Linked DNA regions of Homo sapiens: region 1 is linked to region 2. A link is a loop called in an ENCODE intact Hi-C map of the cell type or tissue named here. Cell type or tissue: MCF 10A. All regions are shown on one strand.

Region 1 (2,500 bases), 330 kb after region 2:
GCTTTATTTCTGCATTTGTAGAATGTGTTCTCTTGGCTTATCTTGCTGTGTTTTGAGGGAGACTTTTTTGGTGTTCTCCTGATTCTTTTTGTTTAAACCATCTTATGTTTCTTTATAAAATGTCACTGGAAATTTTAAGTTTGAACATTAAATATTTTATTTTCCAGTTTAATTTTGATAATTGTATTCTTTTTTTTTTTTTTTTTTGAGACAAGATCTCACTCTGTCACTCAGGCCAAAGTGCAGTGGCACAATCATGACTCACTGCAGCCTTGACCTCCTGGGCTTAGGTGAGCCTCCCACCTCAGCCTCCCAAGTAGCTGGGATTATAGCTGTGCACCACCACGCCCAAATAATTTTTGTAGAGACAGGGTTTTGCCATGTTGTGCAGGCTGGTCTCTTAACTCCTGGTCTCAAGGATCCCCTACCTCAGCCTTTCAAAGTGCTTTTATTCTTAAATTGAATTTGTAAACTGTAAATTAATGAAGTATTCTCTTTAGTGGTAATAATAAAGACTCACAGACTTACAGATCTAAAAACTTAGAAAAGTTAGTGTTTAATATGGCCTTGTACTTTATGTGTTATTTTGTCTACTTTGGTGTAATATATAGTATCTGTATATCTATTATTGCTAAAACAAAAATCTCAACTATATTCATAAATCATGTGTAATTATTCTTACATTTTTATTTGCATTAAATGATACTTTTACAAATATTAGTATTTAAGTAAACCACTTTATTGCATCAAACTGTTTTGTTCTTTTTTCTTTATTATTTTTCTAGCTTTATTGAGTTATAATTGACAAAATTGTATATATTTACAGAATATAACATGATCTTTTAATATATGTGTACAATTGTGAAATGATTACCACAGGCAAGCTAACTAGCATATTCGTCACCTCACATCCTTTTTTCCCCAAATTTGTTGTGTTTCCAATGAGTAATTCCATCTAGTCTCACTGAAGAGTTAAATTATCATCTGAGCATATTTATATAAAAAAAATTGGGGGAAAATTAGATGAAACCTTAGACAAATTAAGTACATTTATCCTGAATACAGACATTGGAAATATTTGAAATAGTAAGATGAATACTAAATATTTGAATGTTGTTTTCCATGAAGCAGTCCTAAATACAAGCCCACATAGCACCACCTAGTGTCAGTGTCACTTAGAATAAAACTGTCTGCTGCATGTTTGAAAGCTAAAACATAAACATTTATGCTTTTAGTGGCATTACACTTCTGTAATGGGGTGAGAAAGTGTGTATTGTTGTGGTTAACAAAAAAGCTGCATAAATGTGTAAACTACTGCCTTTTTTCTTATTCTCTTGTAATTTTTTATCAGGCAAATATTGAAAATGGTTTGAAATTTTTTATTTCTATGCATCCTTAAGTCTTTTCAGAATTGTAGTTTTCAAAAAGATAAATATAATTTCTTACAATATTTTGTATTAGATCAAGAGCAGAGATTGAACACGAAGCACTGATTGATGGAAACCTGGCTACAGAAGCAAACCTAATCATTTTAGATACATTAGAGATTGTTGTTCAGGTAAGAATGCAAAGAAGAGAAATTTAAAATACGGATTTGGTAAATTGAGGTTGGAGGGAAAAGTGTTTACTGTGAGCCATAAAATTACATTTTATTAAATATTGGTAGTTCCTAAAAGTTTCGTTCCAAGCATTCTGAGATTCTCTGTAATTATAAATTCCCATAGCTTCAACTGTTTCTTCATGGAGGATGATTATGAAATCTTTATCTCCTTGTCTTTCCCCTTGATGGCCTAGTCTTGCATTTCCAAATATCCTCTGAGTATTTATAGGTGGAAGTTCTGCCATCAGGTGAGATTCAACATGCATGTATAGCTATAGCTACATATAGATAAACTGGGTTTATGCAGTATCCTCTGTATACCACAGCAATGTTTCAGGCTTTTTATCTATAATCATTGTGTTGGGTCCTAACAGTTGCCCTCTGGGCAGTATTCTGTAGTAACAATGTGATAGCTGACATTTATTTAGTTTTTTCTGTGTTAAACATTGTCCTAAGCACTTTACAAATATTAACTCATTTGATCCTTCTAAGAAACTCATGACATTGAAACTGTCAGTATCCTCATCTTGTAGATGAGAACACTTAGGCACAAAGATGTTAAATAACTGCCCATAATGACGCAGCTAGTATGTAGAAGAGCCAGGATTCAAATCAGTTAGCAAGATCTTTCAGATGTTTTAGTAAATATATCTCTCACCTATTCCTTCCATTCCTTTTCTACTACCACTACTCTGCCAGGTTCATATTTCCACGCTATTACAATGGCCACCTACTTCATAACTCACTCTGTATTCTTCCCACCATCCATTCTGTACATTGTTGTGAGAATTTTCCTTTAAAAGTATTTTATGGCTGGGCACGGTGGCTCATGCCTGTAATCCCAGCAATTTGGGAAGCTGAGGTGGGTGGATCACTTCAAGTCAGGAGTTCAAGACCAGC
Region 2 (2,500 bases):
CAAAGAACTGTCAAACTAAAATATACAAATGCATATACTAATTTCCAGTAATAGGAGGAAAAATGAAAAATATATATTTTGTTATGTTCACCTGGCCTTCCATGTTGAAAAAGGAGAATGAAAAGAGAACAACTGTGAGAAATGAAGAATATGGAATGGTTCCCACATATCTCATTTGTTCCTTTCCTCATTCATTTTCCTGCCACATTCCTGCTAAATTTCCTCTTTCATATGGCAGGTCAAGTAAACTAAATCTAGCTTATATGAAACGTTTTATTTTTTATCATTCCATTTTTACATTGTAAAAATAAAATTTCAACTTACTATGTCCACTTTCCTGAATAAAATTAACTGGAAATAAAGCAGTAATAAGTTACTATTATATATAAGTTCCAGTGAAGAATTCTGAGGTCAGGAGTTCGAGACCAGCCTGACCAACATGGAGAAACCCCGTCTCTACTAAAATTACAAAATTAGCCAGGCATGGTGGCACATGCTTGTAATCCCAGCTACTCAGGAGGCTGAGGCAAGATAATTGCTTGAATCTGGGAGGCAGGGGTTGCAGTGAGCCGAGATCGCGCCATTGCACTCCAGCCTGGGCAACAAGAGTGAAACCTAGTCTCAAAAAAAAAAAAAAAAATTCCCAAAAATGACGAGTATTGGTCTTACATACCATAAAATGATAGCCTAACTACTGGTACAAATAAAGAGCTATCAAACTATGTGTATTTCTTTAAAAAGCAGTCTTTTTTTATTTTCTAAAATACTACATAGAGACAGATATTAAGGTTCCATAAATGTTTTAGCAGTACTCAAGGACCAAAAAAATGTAGAAGTATAAATGTAATGAGAAGAAGTTAAATAAACCTCTTTCAAGGATCCTATAAGTAGAATAGATCAGATTAGACAAGCTTACTGAAAGGTAAAAACACAGCTCATTTGATAAAGCAGTTCTGAGAAATCCAAAAATACCATTTCTCTTTTTAAAAAAATCAAAGAAGCACTTGGACTAACAAGAAATAATGCACAATTTGGCTTGATCAAATACTTCATTAATTTTTTTCCTACCCCTAAGGGATTGCCCTTTTAAAATCTTCTTCAAATAGAATATAACCTAATTGCTTGGACCGGTCTAGCGTTTGCAACAGGATTTTTATTTCAACAGTGCCACCTAGTGGACCAATCAATACTTTCAACTTGTCACTAGATTTCATTTGCCTCAAACGCTAAGATTCCTCAAATGGCTTTATTTTTCAATTCACAATACTCCTAATAATATTAACATTCAAGAGGAAATTTTATAAAAAATTATAATTTACAGGTTTTTGCTTTCTGACAGTCTGTTTCTAATAAAATTAGGTCATTTACAAATATAATATTTTAAATAAAGATACCTTGGTGATTTCTTCAGAAGCTCGTTTGAAGTCCTGAACATTTCGACAGTAAAATCCTATTGTACAGCTGGGATCCATTTTTCGAAAAGACATCTTTTTGGGAGAAGGGCAGTGGAATGTCTGTAATTTTTAAAGTTCTTTAGGATTAATTTATCTTTGATAGACAAGTATATATAAAACTATTATTTAAAATTTTCTATCTAGCTTTTTCCCATCACTATAAACATGATTTTCAAATGGTGTTTTAGTTCATCCTACGCAGATGGTCCTCTCCACTCTGCAAAACTGTAAAATATAAGAGCCAACATTTTTATATATTTAATTCACCAAATTTCAACCTTTTGTGATATTAGTGCCATTCTGCAAAAGAAAGGAAGTGTGTCAAAAGTGGTATGCATTTCTAACACTTGAAAACATGAAAAAGACATGAAAAAAGTATGAGGCTTAGAATCAAGTTAGCCATTTCTATTAAAATGCAGTTAAGTCTGTTTTGTTGGAGATTTTGGGTTAATGTTTATAAACCTTTTAACAAGGATATCGAGACTTTTTAAACAAATACACAGACTCAGGTAAATGTTCTATATTGACATAAAAAGAGGTCAACTTGAGGGTTTTAGCAATTCACACAATTAGTACATAACTGCGTATTCTTCAACTTTCTCTTTGAGTGTGCTTTAATTCTTGTTTCTTCTCAGGGAACAGGCTGGAACAGGTGAAACCATTCCATTATGGTCCCTGCCCTCTTTCTCATCAGTCCTTTTGTCTCTTTAGTTCACTTTTCTCCAATAGACACAGTGCCACAGATATAAATGGGCTGGGGAGGCTGCCCTAGTTTCTCTACTGTCTTGCTAATGGATTTGGCTGTTAGTAGAGTTTGGCATCTTTAGGGAATACAAAAGTAGAAAAAGGGCAGAATATAAAAGTAATCACTGCAATCTTTTTGTTCCTCACAATCACACCTTAGTACTATGTTTAAAAATTTTTTTAATGCTTAAATGCTTAGCCTGTCCTTAAAAATCACTGAAGTGACCAAGTCTTTTTCTGTATGTAGAAAAAATAAGTTTGTGTTAAAAAGAACATAAGACTGTATATTCATATTTATATAA

What was found. Peaks named below come from ENCODE experiments on the same cell type or tissue, not always from the same donor. Only the 100,000 strongest peaks of a DNase experiment are listed, where the experiment ranks them.
Region 1: it touches region 2 in a loop (5-fold over the local background); 2 of 110 quality-filtered maps call a loop at or near these places.

What each region holds. Positions count from the first base shown.
Region 1 is chr1:62,507,020-62,509,519 of GRCh38, reverse strand. DOCK7 (dedicator of cytokinesis 7) reads left to right here. Exons shown (of 50, transcript NM_001367561.1): 35 at 1,462-1,558. Among named protein-coding and RNA genes, the nearest start is that of USP1, 71 kb to the right of the region's middle. In MCF 10A, CTCF peaks have their summits at 918 and 1,133 (motif pointing left); a DNase peak (open chromatin) is centred at 1,149.
Region 2 is chr1:62,840,442-62,842,941 of GRCh38, reverse strand. ATG4C (autophagy related 4C cysteine peptidase) reads right to left here. Exons shown (of 11, transcript NM_032852.4): 10 at 1,395-1,514. Among named protein-coding and RNA genes, the nearest start is that of ATG4C, 58 kb to the right of the region's middle. In MCF 10A, a CTCF peak has its summit at 1,175 (motif pointing left); a DNase peak (open chromatin) is centred at 1,161.